2 separate regions of the Homo sapiens genome follow, and region 1 is linked to region 2. Evidence: read pairs that join two places in POLR2A ChIA-PET (ENCODE). Cell type or tissue: MCF 10A. All regions are shown on one strand. Links, peaks and the distances in the headings refer to the core of each region. The heading gives the core; the rest is flanking DNA.

Region 1 (12,695 bases), core at 1-5,000, 58 kb before region 2:
TCTGGGGTATAATCGGATTGAGTTTCCTTGGCCAACAGGTTGGCTTTGTTCTCTTGTCCAGATTTTCATCCACTTGGCTCCCCAAGTTGCTGCTCGACCGCTCTCTGACCTGGATTCACTGAGGACACATCAGGCCTTTGCCACGGGCTCCATGGAGTGGCCGGAGCCCAGGGCTGGGTGAGTGTGGGGTGGGTCTGAAGGGGAGGACGTGCATCTAGAGGCCAGGCCAGCCCCTGCAGGATTTTCTGATGTCAAATCGCCTGTCCTGTGCCCGAGCCCTATCGCCTTAGCAGAATGAGGACACGTGCCTCCCCTGGGCCTCCCCACCGTGGCCTGAGTGAGTGTCTCTCCGGCTGCAGTGTTTGCAGTCAGCAGGTCAAGAGGGGACCCTCCTGCCCTGCTCCCATGGGGCTGCTGCTCCTTCTAGCAGTCCCAGCTTAACACCCACACTTCTTATACTGGTCCCAGGGCCCTCTATGGGTTAGGGTGTAGAAGGAGGTTGTGTTGGTTAAAAACACCAGGTGGAAATCTCTTTTCTCTGAATGCTGATGGAGTGCTGTTAGGGAGACAGTTCTTTTCAGTCTAGTTGGATCCTGGGTGAAGACTCAGGCCTCGCTCAAGAAGGGAGACCACCCATATGTGCTGTCACGTGTTTCCAGGGAGGAGGCTGGAAGTCCAAGATCAAGGTCCTAGTAGGTTTGGCCTCTGGTGAGGGCTCTCTTCATGGCCAGGAGCTTCTCCCACTCCTGGGCACAGATGGGCCCTGTTAGACTGTTGCCTTGCTCCCAATCAATCATGCCCCCTCCCACTGCCTCTGGGGTTGTGTCTGTGATGTCCTCTTCCTGGGGACAAATGCAGCTTCAGCTGCTATAGGCTGGGACTGTGGCCCTCCCTGCACCAGTCCCAGGGCCCAGCTTCCCCAGGCCACTAGCGTTGCTCCAGGAACAGTGTCCAAGTCAGTCCCGACTGCTAATAGAATCCCACGGACTGAGTGGCTTCAGGAACAGGAATTTATTTCTCACAGTTCTGGAAGTCCAAGATCAGGGTGCTGGCAGATTTGGCTCCTGGTAAGGGCTCTCTTCAGGCTTGCAGACAGCTGCCTTCTTGCTGTAACCTCACATGGTGGAGAGAAAACTCTGGTGTCTCTTCCTTTTCTTATAACGGCACTAATTCCATCATGGATCCCCCCACCCTCATGACCTCATTGAAACCTAATGACCTTTCAGAGGCCCCACTTCCTAATACTGTCACACTGGGGGTAGGGCTTCCACATACCAATTTGGAGACACACAAACATTTAGTCCATAAAAAATGGGCAGGTGGCCCAGACTAAGCTAATCACATCCTTTCCTGGGCCTGTCAGGAACCTTCTCTGGCTTTTGGTTTGTTTGTATTTTAAAATAGAAATAGGCAGATCTGTGAGAAGGTGAGGTGAGAGTTGCAGGCAGCCACCTACCTGCCCAGGGGAGGAGGCCCTTTTGCAATAGGAAAGAATGAAAACAGCACAAAGAGAGACGTGGAGGAGGAAGACGGAGAAGGAGGGGCGCTTTCGCCTCCCTGGACCCAGTGGGCCCTGAGATCTGCTTCTAACCTGTCTTTTCTCTATTGATTTTTGTCAGCTAATAAGTCTTTCTTTCTACATATATTCATTGAAGTTCCATTTGTTTTCCTTGCCAGTAAAAGAATGCTGACAACCTCAGGATTGGGCAAGGAGCTAGTCCTTTTCCCCTCTTGAGAGATGGGGTAGCAGAGTAGTAGGAGCAGAGCGGCCAGGCTGTCTGGATTTGAAGTTGTACGTGTTGGTCTGGGCAAAATTTTCAACTTCCTGCGCCTCAGTTTCTTATCTGTAAAGTGGGGTTAATAATAGTGCCCACCTCGTGCAGTCAGGGATGAGGATTAAGTGAGTTATATGTGTAAGGTGCTTTGCACACTGCCTGGTGTGCAGTCAGCTCAGCATCTGTGAGCTGATTTCCATCTCCCTTGGGTCTTGTGGCCTGTGAACACAGCCTTACTTGGCGCAAGTGCTGAAGGAAATGGAACGCACCCTGAGTGAGACAGCAGTACTCTCTTGTGACCCAGTTAGTAGCCAGCTGGCAGATTTCTGGTATTGCTCACTGCTGAGGGGCCGCTGGGTGCCTGATGAGTCCTGGGAAATGCCTGGGGCAGGGTGGCTGGCCTGGGCCTGTCTGCCCTGGGTTGCCCCTCCCAGAGCTCTCAGCATGGCAGCACTAAGGCCAGCTGGACCCTACTTGGGAGGATAGAGAAGTGGAAAGAACCCTGGGCCTGCAACCCAGCAGTTGTACACCGTGGTTTCCTAGAGGAACTCATGCACATGTGTCCTGGAGACCTGCAAGAGGACAGCACCATGGAGATGACCAGCAACTAATACCACCCAAAGGTCCACCAACAGGAGAATGGATACCCCAGCAGGGGTGCATGCATGCAACGGAACACACCACGTACTGGTGAGAGTGAATCAATGTCGGTCACACGCATCAACGCCGATGAGGCTGAGACTCGTAATATCAAATTTAGAATTGCAAGTAGCAGAAGGATCAAAGTTATATTTGTAATAAAGCTTAAACACAAGCAAATCGAGCACTGTATTGTTTAGGCACACATTCACATTTGGTAAAGACATAAAGCAAAGCAAGGGAACGAGACAAAAATGAAATCCCAGAGTAATCAGGTGGTCAGGTCTTGGGGGGTGGCGTGGAGTTGGGGAAGGGCATCAGAGTGGATCTCACCTCAGCTCCGACTGCTTTGGGAAGTTCTAGTTCTGACATGGAGTGGTGGGTTCACAGCTGTTTGATTGCTTGTTATGCTTTATAACAATATAAACTGCATATGTTCAGTTGAAATATTTCATAATAAAGGTTTTTTAAAAAAGAACATTGGGCTCATCTTTCCCATCAGATACAGGCATTTTTGTTTTGAATTTCTATTTCCTTTTTTTAATGAGCAAGGATCGTTTGCCTCTGAAAATATAAATTAAAAAAAAAAATAAGGCTGGGCACAGTGGCTCACGCCTGTCATCCTAGTACTTTGGGAGGCCGAGGTGGGTGGATCACTTGAAGTCAGGAGTTCGAGACCAGCCTGGGCAACATGGTGAAACCCCATCTCTACCAAAAATATAAAAAATTAGCCAGGCGTGGAGGCGTGCGTCTGTAATCCCAGCTACTTGGGAGGCTGAGGCAGGAGAATCGCTTGAACCCGGGGGGCAGAGGTTGCACGAGCCGACATTGTGTCACTGCACTCCAGCCTGGGTGACAGAGCGAGACTCCATCTCAAAAATAAATAAATTATTTAAATATTTTTTTAGAAAAAGCACTGGATTTGCAGTTGGGAGCACAAGACTTGGGGTTGCCCCTTCCCACAACCACTGTCATTGCTGGGACCTCTGCAGCCATCTCCTCCCGGCCTCCATCCTCACCCACTCCATTTCAGTCTCTGTTTGGCCCCCAGCTGAGTTATCTTTGTAACCATAAATGGCATTCGCTCATTTTACTGCTTCCTGAAGTCCAAGCCTGTTCTTTTCAACCATGTTTCTCCCTGTTCCTCTTCACCATTTGTATGTAGCCAGATGTAGAGTTCATGGAACCAAAAACCTGCCTTCTGCTTCTGTGTCTTTGCTCAAGCTGTACCTGGGAAAATAAGTCATCAGGTCTGAGCACCAGCGTCTGGGTCTCAGTGCTCAGCATGCAAAAGAGACTGGGTTTAGGCTCTGTCACTCACCATGAATTCTACACGGAATGACTTTTCTGTCCCTAAGTGATCCTTCCAGGCTCATTTCAGGCAACACCTCTTCCAGGAAGCCTTCCCTGATATCCAGCCTTTATTCTCACAGCTCCTCTGGTAATCCCTATCAAAGTACCCTGAGATTTCCACAGTACTTTGGAATTTTCTGTGTATGTGCCTCCTCCACTAGACTACCTACTCCCCAAAGGCAAAAACTGGGTCTTATTTTGTTTGTCTCAATAGCAACTGTACCAGCCGTGGCATGGTGGCACTCAAATGGTAACGCCCTGAGGGAAAGGTTTTGCCTGTTTTGCTCATCTATGTATTCTAAGTGCCTAGAACACTGCCTGGCATATGGTAGCTGTGCTGCAAATGGTTATCGAGTGAATGAATAAATGTTAACCTGTACTGAGTACTGAGTAAAGTTCTATTGCTTGGAAGCTGTGTGAGCTTTGGTGAGACACTTAACGTCTCTGAGCCTCCCTTTCTCCCTCTGTCAATGGGGAGATTAATAGTACTATTCTTGAAGGATCACCATGAGATTTGGCAGAAAGATGCATGTGACAGAGCCTAGAAAATGGCAGGTGCACAGCCCGCGCTGCTTCATATGGATTTAACCCTGGCCCCAGTGGCCTCAGGCAAATTCCCAGTGGCTCTGAGGTTGTCCATCTGAGCTCAGAGTCCCCGCTCAGCCTCCCTGGGTGGTCCATGGGAAAAGGGGGTCGCAGGTCTGTGCTCCTCCTCCTTAGCCACGGGCCAGTGACCCCTAGGGTCACCTCTGACTGCTGGGTCCGTGGATCTATTGTGCAGGGCCTGTTGGTGGCTGGGCAGCCTCACTGAGTCTCCAGAGCCCAGCTGGTCAGTGCAGCCAAGGTCATGGTCCTCATTCCTTGAATGGCTCTTTCTTTAAATTGACGCAAACTCTTCTTCAGCAGCCACAGGTAGCTCCTAACGCAGCCAGCTGTCTGAGCACTCTCTTAGGTCCCTTTGGGTCCTAAAATGCTAGAGAGGGGGCAGGATAGATGGAGGAGGTGTCACACAGACCTAGCTCCAGCGCTGCCTTCCCCAGCTTCTGGCTGTCTGACCTGACCTGGCTGTCTGACCTGTCTGCAAGTGACTTCACATCTCAGAGCCTCAGTCTCCAAGTCTGTTTTTTTCTGTTTTTTTGTTTTTGTGTGTTTGTTTGTTTTTTGAGACAGAGTCTTGCTCTGTCACCAAGGCTGGAGTGCAGTGGCACGATCTTGGCTCACTACAACCTCTGCCTCCTGGGTTCAAGCAATTCTCCTGCCTCAACCTCCCGAGTAGCTGGGATTAAAGGAACGTGCCACCAGTCCCAGCTAATTTTGGTATTTTTAGAGGAGACGGTTTTGTCATGTTGGCCAGGATGGTCTCAAACTCCTGATCTCATGTGATCCACCCGCCTCATCCTCCCAAAGTGCTGGGATTACAGGCGTGAGTCACCGTGCCCGGCCCAGTCTCCACATCTTGTAAGTGGGGAGATAAAACCTATCTAAGGGGGATATTATGAGGAGCAGAGAGAAGGCATGTCATTCTCCTAATTAATTGGCATTCACTAAAGAGTTATGTGATTATTAAATACATAATAAAATATAAAAATATAAGGTGCTCTAGTTATATAATCATGAGGTCTGAGGATGGTGATGACTGCACTTCAGTGGACTACCTTATGAGGGACTGACTGTCAAGAAGCTCTGTGCATGTGTGCTTGTGTGTGTGCATCTGTGTATTATATATATACATATACGGTATATAAATAGGCACTTTTATTATATAAGAAAATGATGTCACAGTAAAAATGCATAAATATTATTGAGCATGTTTGTATAAACGAGTGAACAAAGAGACATTTGGGATGCAAGACCAGTGGTATAATCTGCCCAAACACAAGCCCCGTTTTACTGTTGCTAATGCACAAAGAGAGGGCTGGCAGACATGGCCTGCATGCTCTGTACACCTGCCCATCTGCACCACACTCCCCCATGGTCTTGCTGTTGTTGCTGTGTTGGGCTCATCCCACCTCTCACACCAGGACCATAAAGGCTTTCTCAGTACTGCTGATTTCTCCCTCACAGCACTTGTCAGAGTTGACACATTGTGTTTATTTATAATTGTCAGTTTACGTGTCTCCTCTACCGGACTGATGGTCAGCCGCACTGAGGTCAGAGGTCCCATCTGATTTTACTCTCCATTTTCTCCCCAACACCCATTAGGGTGTGTGGTGCAGTGTAGATGCTTGATAAAATAATTGAACAAATCGATGGATGGTTGGATGGTCAGAGGGATGAATAGACGAGTGGTTGGATGAATAGATGGTGGTTGGATGGATAAATGGTGGAATGGATGGGTGGACAGATGGATGGAAGATGGGTGAATGGATGGAAGAGGGATGGATGAATAATTGAATGGATGGGTGGATGGGTGAGTAGACAGATGGATAGAAGATGGATAGATGGATGGATGGATGGATGGATGATGGTCAGATGGATGGATGGTTGGGTGGATGAAAGGATGGATGGGTGGTTGGATGAATATCATAGACTTTCCCTTAAGGAGCTTACCATCCATTTGGAGTCACAAGATCAAGACCCAGAAAATAGTCAGTGGTAACTCACGTCATTTTGCGGTCAAGGGTCCTGTGCCCCGTGACAGAAGGACCTATTCCTGTGAAAGGAATAGAAAGGGCCTTGTGGTTGACAAGGGTGGAGAGAGGCCCATGGTCATCTTCTTGAAGAATGGTCCTTGCTTCTATGAAGCAGGAAACATATTTCAAAAAACCCAAGGACAGCCTTTTATGAACAACCTCTCTATGTCTTTGCTGAAATTCAGTACTGCATCACTCAATTCCTCAAGCTTGTATTAGGCTGTCGTCATGCCAGATCCTGGGCCATGTTCTGAGGACACAGAGATGAGCCAGAGGGTCTCTGCCTGAGGCCTCAGAGTCTGGGGGAGACAGATCTGTAAACTGTGCAACCAGGCAGGCCACAGCAGAGGTGTGAGCAGAGGAGAAACAAAACAATCTAAACGCTTTGGTGGAGACAAGCAGTCAGACAAAGGGTGGGGAGGAGGTGGTGTTTAAACTGATTCCTGAAGGATCAGTGGGAGTAGCCCCCTCCCCAACTCCATCCTGATGAGAGAAGTTTTTCTGATAGAGAAAAAAAATGAGGGCAAGGAGAAAAACCGGGTGAGAGCTTCCTGGCTTTCGAGACTGAGTGCCAGTGCTGGTGGGGAGAAATGAGCAATGAGGCTGGGAAGTTAGGTGAGCCCTGCCTGGTTGGCCAAGGGCCTGGGCTTCCCTCTGAAGGTAATAGGGAGCTCTTGATGGGATTCACGCAGATGGGAGACCTGATCAAGCTTGAGGCAGGGTGGAAGAGGGACAGGAGAGGGCGAGTTGGAAGCAGGGAGGCTGGATGGGAGGCCATGGCAAGTTTGCAAGTTGGCACAGGTCTAAACAGAGGCAGTAGAATAGAAAGTCAAAGAGGAGAGGCCCCAAACATCTTAGGCAGGACATGCTTGTTTATTCATCTCTGAAAGTGAAAGGGAGGCAAGTACAGATTTAGTATGCCACTGTCCAGAGCGAATCGTAAGGGTACAGGGTTGGTGACTGACATTCCTGCTCCAAGAAACTCAAGAAACCTGACCTGTCCCCATCCCCCGCTCCCTGTAAATGTCTGTTTTTGGTTCCTCTTGCCCACCGGATGCAGAAAGGAGGGCCAGCCATGCAGAGCTGCAGCGAGGCAGAGCATAGGGCCAGGTTTCCACGATGTGGAGAGAAGGAGTGGCCCTGCGAGCAGGCGAGGGGGGTAGGGTGGGGAAAGGAAAAGGCATGGAAAACTGCAGACCATAACCCTTGGCAAGATCCAAAAGAAGAGGAATAGTGGAGGATGCAGAGAAAGGGACCACTACAGCCGTGGGCAGGAGTTTCTATTTCCAAATGGATGTGGGGAGGAAGATTTCAGAGGGAACATATTTGCCAGGAGAATTTTGAGAGAAATGACTCAGGGTTCCACAACAATAGCTAATAGGGCAGCAATGGATTGGAGAATGTATATATCTTTATGTTCTAAAACATTTTTTTAAGGAGACACTCTAAGGCCAGAATCGCAAGTGCATGTCTTTGTGGACAGAGCAGGTCACACAAATGAGGAAAGTGGACCACATATTCAAAACACAATAGCTCAAGCATGATAGCCAGCTGCAGGTGACACCAGGCTATAGTGTCCAGGAGACAATAGAGAGGGATAGGGACTGTGGCAAACTGGAGAGCACAGATCCACAAGGGCACAGCAGCAGGTCAGCTCCCACTACTGCCACCCTGTAGGAATACAGGGCTGGGTGGCCATGTTTTCTGATTTTTCAAAAAAATTCAGAAATTTTGATTTTTTCAGGAAACCTCCTGATATGTAAATAGTAGCAGCTAGTTCAGATTTTACCCTGTGTAATAAAACAAAACCATCCAGCCTGTGGGACTGCAGTGGGTCCCTCTGCTCCCCAGCAACCTTGCAATCAACTGAAAACCCACGTCACACAGGTCCTGCTGCCTTCACTCATGTCTGCGGCTTTTCCCCAGGGGGTCTGGAGAGAGAACAGGGCTGGGAGTCATTTGTGGCGTTAACTCCTGGTAGAGTTCCACCTCTAATGTGGGTCCTTGAGCAAACCCTGTAATGTTTCCAGGCCTCCGTTCCTCCACCTATATAATGGCGGCAAGATCTTGGCTCTTCCAGCCAAAAGTCTCTTCTTTTACAATTTTCCCAGATCACTACCACCTTCTGTTGATTGAGGTCCTCCTATCTGCCAGACCCTGTGTTACTCACTCTAAGTCCCTTGCCCAGGATCGCACAGCTATTGATGTTGCAGAGGCTGGATTCCAACTCACACCTGTCTGACTTCAAAGGCCTTTGACTTAGGTACTATATTGACTCCAGTGAAAGCAACTTATTAAATAATTCAGGTAATGCTCCAGGAAAGGGGAGTGTTTTCTATTGCTCTTCATGTACCACCCAAATTCTAAGAGATCCAAACAGTTAATTTTTGCAGCTGATGGGCCAGTATAGATTTTTTAGAGTTCCCTTCGACCTTATAAAAGGCAGAGGAGTAGAGGACTTAGCAAAAGGCCAGAGGAATCAACAACATGAGATGCACCAGGGGTCTCACCCAAGGCTTCAGACAGGCCTGGACTGGCCGACTAGGTGTCAGTCAGCAGAAGAGCAGAGGAAAGAACTCACCCCAGGAGAAAAGTGAGGTGCACGAGCATGTCAAGAACAGGGCCTCTGTTGGAGGGCAGGGGTGGCTGTTCATACAGCTCAGTGGCTGTTCCTTCCTTAAGTGCGGGGACTGGAGCAGAAAGCAGAAGGCCATTTGCATTAAAGTGTGCCACTCTGAGCACCCAGGCCTGTGTCCCCACAGACTGCCGTTCCTTCAGTTATTTCAAATGTCGCCTCTTTCTACTCAGCTGTTGAAGTCAAAAATCTGGCGTCATTCTTGACCTCTTCTTTTACCTCAAGTCTCAAATTCAGTCCATTGCCAAATTCTGTGACTCACCCCAAAATGTCTCACAGCTGTGTCATCTTCCCTCCTCTGCACTGTCCCGGCCGTGGCTGCTCTGCTGGTCTCCTCCTTCACCTTGCCCCTTTCCAGTATCTTTGTGACACAGCAGCTAGAGAAGTTTTTATACAATGCAGATCTGGCCCTGTCTCTCCTCTGCTTAAAAACCCTTTGGTGACTCCCTAGGGCACCATTAATAACGTTGCAAGCTTCCCTCCATGACCTACAAATCCTTCTGCTATCCCTCACACACTGTGCTCCCGCCACCCCTGCCCTCTTTTCAGTTCCTCAAATATGTCAAGTTCTTTCTGGCTTTGGAGTCCTACCAATGTGGATCTGAATCCCGGGTAACCTTGAGTAAGTGCTGTCACCTCTTTGAGCCCCATTCTGCTCATCTCTGAAATGGGTATAATTGTATAACTTATTTCAAGGCATCATCAGTATTGACTTTCTTGCTTTAAACTTACAATCCCATGGAAAATCCCACGGAACACTCTTTTGCTTTAAACCTACAATCCTATGGAAAACGGTGGAGAGAGAAGGATTAATGTCATCCACTGACAATTTCACCTTCATCACCTACTTAACAACGACAAAGTAAAAGACATTCATCCATTTTGGCTTCTGTTTAAATGAGTCATACAATGAAATATCAACCATTTTCACTTAAAAAATTACAGTCTACAACACTTTTTAAAAAATTTTGTGTCAATTACTCCCTTGTTTCTCTGTATACTTTTATGACCTATTTATGGATTTCTAAACAAAGTCTAGCTATTTTGTCTGGTTTTGGACTTTGTGCAAATGGAATCATACTCTCTGTGCTCTGTGACTTGCTTCCTATATTCACGTGAGGATCTGGGATTCACCCAAGCCCGTGCCTGCAGCAGCCACTTATTCATTGCCACTGCTTGCATCGTACTGCCCCGGAGGAAGGTAGCCCAGTTTTCTCACACATTCTACTCTCTGTAGACATTTGGGCTGTTCCTGGTTTTGCTATCTTGAATGATCTTGCTGTGCGCAGGCTGTGTGGGTCTCCTGGCACTGGAATGCTACAGTTCCTGGAGGGGACACACCTAGGAGTGCAGTGGTAGATCCCAGTGTGTGCGCATGTTCAGCTTGACTAGGAATCACCAACTGTTGCCAAAGGGCTCGCTCCACAAGGATTCTCCCACCAGCAGTGTCTGTTCTACCACATCCAACTGGGAAGAAAGGTGGAATGAGACGAATACGGAAAGATTACTTTTCATATATGTGTGTGGATAAGTGCATAAGTCTATGTAATTATCATATGTTTTATGCATTGTTATGAGTGTACGTGACTTCGTTAATTTCTGCAGAGGTTTAAACCATGTTTGCTCAAACCTCTGGGGTACCCCACTGTGGCTTTCATTCGCACGAATGACCAAGGTCTTGCTCAGCACCTTCAGTTCCTGCCTGGAGCCCACCAGGACCTCTGCTGAACCTCTGCTCAGACCCTCCAGGATATAGCCTGGGCTGACCGCAGTCTTGAACAAGTCCAGGAATGATGAAACCTGTTTTTCTAAGACAAATCCCCTAGAATGACATTCAAAGTCCTTCCTATGCTGAAATAACACCAGCTCCTGCACCGAAATAACACCAGCTCCTGCACCAAAATAACACAAGCTCCTGCACGGACCTCCTGGTTGCTCAGCGTTTCAGGCACGTTCTGCCTCTGCACATTCACCCTCAGAGGCCCTCTGGAGGGTCACCCTTCCCTGGATTTTCCTTCCCCAGGCTCCTCCATCCCTCAGTCTGTTCAGGTCTGTGCCCAAGATCTTCTCTGACCACCCTGTCCAGAAGACAGGCCACCACTCCTGGCTGTACCTCACCCTGCTCTGTTTTTCTTGTAAACATGACCTCCCAATGCCTTATACATGGATGTGTTCCTCTGTTCTCTGTGTTTCCACCAGAAGGTGAGTGCTTTGGGGTAGGGATGCATCTTTTCACCTGTTGGGTTAACTGTGCTCAGAGCTGTGCCCACCACATAGCAGATTCTCAAGATAGAATTGCTGAACCTATTTACGAGTGAAGGAGTCCACACCATGCTTTAAAACCTCGCTGTGAGAGATGGGTTCAGGAATGAGTTCTTTCCTTTTCATTTAAAAACAGTCCTTGGCCAGGCGCGGTTGCTCACACCTGTGATCCTAGCACTTTGGGAGGCTGAGGCTGGTGGATCACCTGAGATCAGGAGTTCGAGACCAGCCTGGCCAATATGGTGAAACTCTGTCTCTATGAAAAATACAGAAAATAAGCCGGATGTGGTGGTGTGTGCCTGTAATCCCAGCTACTCAGGAGGCTGAGGCATGAGAATCTCTTGAACCCGGGAGGCGGAGGTTGCAGTGAGCCTAGATTGCACCACTGCACTCTAGCCTGGGTGACAGCAAGACTCTCTTTCAAAGAAAAAAAAATAACAACTCCTTATTAAATTCCTCTGCAGAAATTAGTGAAGTAGCTTGCACTCATAACAATGCATAAAACATATGATAATCACATAGGTCTATGCATTTATACACACACATATATGAAAAGTAATCTCTCCATATTCATCTCATTCTACCTTTCTTTCCAGCAACTAATATTAGTTGTCCTCATATTCAGACACATACAAAAAATAGGGCTTCTTAGTTGATTTTTACCAAAAAAGTGGGATCCTACAGTATTCTGTATCTTGTTTTTCTCATTTAACAATTATGTGCTGGACATTAATCCAGATAACTGCATATGTAGAAAACTTTTTTTAACAGGTGCAAAATATTCTGTTGTGTGGGTGACCCACAATTTATTCAATTATTCCCCAGCTGACAGACAAGCAAAGGTGGCTTTTAGATTTTTGCCACTATGAACAGTACTGCAGTAACACCTTGTACTTACAAATCGTATAAATGATTGTTGTTCTATAGGACAGATTCCCACGTAAGGGATCCCTTTGTCAAAAGATACATGCATTTTGTATTTTAATAGATGAGGCTAGGTTATTTCAACATGTCACGTATTCTGCCCTTTTGCTGTCCTGAGCTTTCTTTGCTCCTGATTTCCCCAGCCCCCTTCCCCCGCAGCCCCACCCAAGATTGCCCAGAAGTGGGGTCCATCCTAACTTCCCAGGAGGCCCAGTTTCCAGGTGCAGAATTGCGCCTGGCCAGACTACCCACCCATGGGAAGCCATTTCAGTTCCATTCCCACAGTAACGTGCGCGGGTGCCTCAACTCTCTTCCCTCCAGCTGCTCACAAGGCCAGGCCTGGCCCTGCAAGGTGGCTTCAGCAGCAAAGGTGGCGAAAGCGGGAGGGAGGAGGAAAGAGGCAGGAAATGACTACGGGAGCCACCCAGAGCTTATCCTCATTCCAGCTTCCGGTTCCCTTTTTGTTCTGAGCAT
Region 2 (5,000 bases), core at 1-5,000:
GGGGAATTTCAGGTAGCTGCTGGTGGGGAGAGGCATTTGAGGTGGCTAAGGTAGGGAAAATATGGGCTACTTGGCCACTGCTTTTAAAGCAGTGTTTAAAACTCTGCTCTGTTCACGCAGGGCTCCCCAGTGAATAGAGTGTGCAACTGGGAAGCGACAGAGTGATTTTTTTTTTTTGGAGATGGACTTTCACTCTTGTTGCCCAGGCTGGAGTGCAGTGGCATGATCTCGGCTTACCACAATGTCTGTCTCCCAGGTTCAAGCAATTCTCCTGCCTCAGCCTCCTGAGTAGCTGGGATTACAGGCACCCACCACCAAACGCGGCTAATTTTTGTATTTTTAGTAGAGACGGGGTTTCTCCATGTTGGTCAGGCTGGTCTCAAACTCCTGACCTCAGGTGATCTGTCCGCCTCGGCCTCCCAAAGTGCTGGGATTACACACGTGAGCCACTGTGCCTGGCCACAACAGAGTGATTTTTTTAAAGAAAGTGATAGACAACAACCTACGTCATCTTTGGGGTCAAGCTATCAGAAATAGAGCCTCCCTTGCCCTCAGATGTCTCCGTGCTTAGCCTGGCAAAGCTATGAGTAAGTGTGGAGCTCATTACAGGAGCCGGAGACACTCTCTTGCTCTGCCTTGAGTCAGGCCGCCTGGTGTTGATGAGTCACCACCGCCTGCCCTGGCCCCCTGCCTACCAGGAGGCCACTACCGCCGGACATTTTTATTTTCCTTTGTGGGGAAAGAGTCTGACCTCTGTGCTCTGTGTCTCTATCCATATTCTGCCTGTCCCAGACAGAGGCAAAGGTTCTCTGCACAGCCCTCCTTTTTTCAGGGAAACTGTGGGGGTGAGGGGGCCAAAGAGGGGAATCTGAGCAGGTCTCAGGCATGCAGATAATACAGAGGTAGGAGCCTTTCGGGATTCGCAAGATGCTCAACCAGGCACCATCCATCACTGCCAAAAGCAGCTGTTATGCAAAGTAGCTTAATTGGCCTACAGGTTGGTTGAGTTTTAAACCCACGGATTGTACCAAGGCAAAGGAAATGAAAATATTTGACAGATTCTGGGTGGGGCTGTGTGGTTTACACAAACATAGAAGAAAAACATCTGGGGCTAGAATGGGCCTCAAACGACAAATGTTCAGATATATAGTAATATAATACACAAACATATATATAATATATATGTGCTTTGTGCGTGTGCGTGTGTGTAAGCTGAGAGGAAGCACGCAGAAATGCAAACATCAGCAGCTTTTGGATATCTATATCTATATATAGATATAGATCTATGGATATCCACTATATGTATCTGTAAATGTAATGTAATATGTTCAAAATACAATCCCATGGAAGGTTCCAGACAGAGGCTGGAGACTGAGCCGTCACCCTGGGATTGAAGACAACGTGACGGTTCATTCTCCAGAGTTACCTCACACCTGGATAAGTCACAGCCGGCTGTGGAGGTCATCACTGAGTTGTGTCACACAGGGAAAAATTCATTCATCCATTTCTTCGTAGAGTCTACAGTTGTTGTTTTGAGTGTCAGTTTAGCAATCAGAGGCCTGGCTTTGAATGGCTTCCCCAGGAATCTGGGAAACTTGGGTAACTTATTTAACTTCCTTGGGTCTCATTTTCCTAGTCTAGAAATTGGTGTCTATTTCTTGGTCTGGAGAGGATAAAATGAAGTCATAGAGGTGCCTGGCATATAACAGAACGTGGTTCATAATCATACATAATACGTAATCATGTATTACTTTTTTTGACACACTTCAGTTGAGCACATATTTTGCGCCAAGTCTTGTGCTAAACACCAAGGATATAGACTTGTTTGATTCATTCATTTCACAGATATTTGCTGAGCACCTACTACGTGCTTGACAGACACTGTGCTAGGCTCCCAGGCTGGCAAGGGAGACAGACATTCAAAAAACTACAAATAAGTAGTATAGGCAGCTCCTCCCTCGCTGACTGCCAAAGCTTTGAGATAAAGACATCAGGCAAGAAAGGGGCAAGAAAATGCACAAATACCAGAGGTATTCCTTTTCCCAAGTCTCCAATGTGGGAAGAATATAATTCCGGGACTACTGAGGAGGGGGTTTGAGTAGGCAGCAAGGGGTGATGTGGATATATGCATGTATGTGTGTCTGTGTGTGTGTGTGTGTCTGCACCCATTTCTGTGAGTGTGTAAAATGTCTGTGTATATGCGCCTGTCTGTGTATTTGCATGACTACACATGGAAGAGAGGCAGGTGTGTTTGCATGACTGTGTGTGTGTATTTGTGTGTGTGTATCTGTGAGTCTGCACGTGTGTCTCTGGGGATGTGTGGGTGTTTTGTGTGTTTCTATACACGTGTGCCTTTTGATATGTCTTTCAGTGTGTCTACCTGTCTGCGTGTCTCTCTGTGCCTGTGAGTGTGTGTTGGTGTGTCTGTGAAGGTCTATGTGGGTGTGCCTCTGTGGGTGTGTGGCATGACTTGTCTCCTTTTCTGTCCTCAGTCGTTTCTGTGGAGCTGATCTAGCTTGTCCTTCAGAACAAAGGGAACTGACAACGTCAGTGGCTTGGGCTTTATCTCCCAGCCTGCCATCCTGTCAGAGGAAATGAAATGTACTTGGCACAGTCTGCTCCTTATGATGTCATTCTGGCTGTGACCTGCACATTCCGCTCTCCTAGGTATTTGTCTTTTGATTGCTTAACGAATACCTGCCAAAGATCAAGAGAACACGAGTGTGGGTTTTTTTTTTTTAAAGAATCATAGCTGCGGCCGGGTGGCTCATGCCTGTAATCCCAGCACTTTGGGAGGCCGAGGCGGGCAGATCACGAGGTCATGAGATCGAGACCATCCTGGCTAAAACGGTGAAACCCCGTCTCTACTAAAAATACAAAAAAAATTAGCTGGGCGTAGTGGCGGGCGCCTGTAGTCCCAGCTACTCGGGAGGCTGAGGCAGGAGAACGGTGTGACCCCGGGAGGCGGAGCTTGCAGTGAGCCGAGATAGCGCCACTGCACTCCAGCCTGGGCGACAGAGCAAGACTGTCTCAAAAAAAAAAGAACAAAAAAAAAAATCATAGCTGCATGGAATGTTAGCTGTCCATTTTCTTTGCTGTGAACTTGGGAGCCATGGTAAAGAGACAGCTTTGGCTTTGCAGTGGTGAGAGCTCGGTTCAAGTCTCCAGTCTGCCCCTTCAAAAGCTGTGTGACCTTGGAGAAGACAGTTTAGCTCTCTGAGCCAAGATTCCTTACCTTATGAGAAGGTTCCTTGGAGGGGCAAATATAACAATAGATGAAAACGTTTTCAGAAATCCACAAAGTCCTTAAATCATAGGATGTCAAGGCAAGGGGGCCCAGAGGGAGGACCCTGGGCGCAGATGTCAGGGAGATGTGGGTTTGGGCCCTGACTTCTTCCTTTCCTCAACATACGACACTGAGCAAGTTCCTGGACCTCTCTGAGCCTCAGATTGTCCCTCTGTTAAATAGGATAGCATCATATATAAAGCACTAAGGCAATGTGCTGGCCAATGTGAGGGCCCCTAAAACGGGAGCTGTTAACATTTTTAATACTACAAAGGGGCTGACAGCAATATTAATGTCTGCCCACTTTCACACTTTCAGTGAGTGTAGCAAATTAAACCTCTGCAAGCGCAGGTATAATGAATGCATAGTGTGACAGCAGTGATTTACTATCTCTCGTTTTTACTATTTCAAGATGCAACCTCAGCAGAGTGTTCTTGGCATTACCGCATTCTTGGCAAGCACCTTGCGTTTCATCTAGAACTCAGAGGCTGTTCTAGTTGCAGAGAGGAGCTGAGAACAAGGTGGCCTCTGGCCTACAGTGGTCCAGGCCAGCTGGCTGGGTGGCAGACTTCCCTAGTACCTGTCCCCAGTCTCTCCAACTGGATCCTTTCTACATGACGTCTTCACCTTCAGCAAAACCTCAAATCCCCCTTGTCTTTGAAGATGCTGTTCCCCCTGCCTGGAATATCCTTGGCTGCCACTCGACCCTTCAGCCAATCTGGGCTTGGATCCAGGTTCCTGTGCCCAGGCTAAGGCAGATATCCCTGCTCTGTGTCCCCAGTGCACCCTGCATTCACCCCACTGTGCATGACGTCCAGGGCATTTGAACCGTCTGCTTCTGTGCCTGGCCGCCTCCCAGAGGGTGCCCTCCAGGAGGTCAGGGACAGGGTATCCAGCAGTCCTCGGTGGATGTTTGCAGAGCAAGCACACAGAGATCATTCGTTTTCTGCCCCCACACCCTCCAGCAATACCTTCACATATAAATATATTCAGTTCATCCGAACTAATTCTGACAACCATTTGGCTTAATAGAAGAGATTTCAGAGAGCTGTGCCTCCTCTGTGGCTGCTGATGTTGGTTTTGAAGCAGATGGGTCTGTCTCCCTGCATCTGCTTGTTTTCAACAACTGCACCACGCAGGCCAGAGGACAAAAGGTTCCCAAGTCCTTGAGTAGCTTCAGCCTGAGTGTCAGGTCTAGCATGTGGGTTTGCCGTGATGGCAGTGGGCATCCATGTGGCTTGACGGCCTCCGTTTTGGAGAGTGGTTGGCAAGTCAGGCTCTGGGATTGGACTGCCTGAGTTGCAAGCCTCAGTTCTGCCACTTGCTAGCCATATGATGTGGGTGAGGTATTGAGCCTCTTTGGGCCTCAGTCTAATCATCTGTAAAACGGGGATGTGTAATAGTACCTACTTGCCCTGCTGGTTTTTGTTGGAATTAAATGAGATCAGTTGCTGGTGTAGAAAGAATATTTAATGAAGTTTTGCTAGTGTTACTATTGTGTTGCATTTGTACCCAATGGTAGTATCAGACCAGGACCTCCACTCTGACTGTAACAGAGACTGAGCGTCTGGCTAGACACCCTGCCTCCATCCTGCCAGAGCTGGTTTCCCAGGGCTAGATGTTGGAATTACTCTACAATTTCAGATGGATCTTTTTATGATCATGAAGCACCCTCAAGGAGAGATAGATAGTTCCTCTGTGTCTGAGAAGGGTT

Evidence for each region. ChIA-PET counts read pairs that join two places held together with the same protein. Peaks named below come from ENCODE experiments on the same cell type or tissue, not always from the same donor. Only the 100,000 strongest peaks of a DNase experiment are listed, where the experiment ranks them.
Region 1: POLR2A ChIA-PET joins it to region 2 with 26 read pairs; 5 of 35 experiments call an interaction of 5 or more read pairs at or near these places.

Annotation. Positions count from the first base shown.
Region 1 is chr5:173,705,529-173,718,223 of GRCh38, forward strand. It overlaps LINC01942 (long intergenic non-protein coding RNA 1942), which reads left to right. Exons shown (of 3, transcript NR_146727.1): 3 at 62-321. It overlaps LINC01484 (long intergenic non-protein coding RNA 1484), which reads right to left. Exons shown (of 3, transcript NR_108027.1): 2 at 6,318-6,420; 3 at 2,071-2,347. LOC107984118 (a long non-coding RNA gene) reads right to left here and starts at 9,435. Exons shown (of 2, transcript XR_007059059.1): 1 at 9,298-9,435; 2 at 2,545-4,740. RefSeq lists an enhancer at 1,697-2,197. In MCF 10A, for the core only: no CTCF peak of the experiment used is centred there; a DNase peak (open chromatin) is centred at 2,103.
Region 2 is chr5:173,763,974-173,768,973 of GRCh38, forward strand. The region is part of intron 1 of LOC124901138 (a long non-coding RNA gene); the gene reads right to left. Among named protein-coding and RNA genes, the nearest start is that of LINC01484, 20 kb to the left of the region's middle. In MCF 10A, for the core only: no CTCF peak of the experiment used is centred there; DNase peaks (open chromatin) are centred at 628, 2,638, 3,138 and 3,738.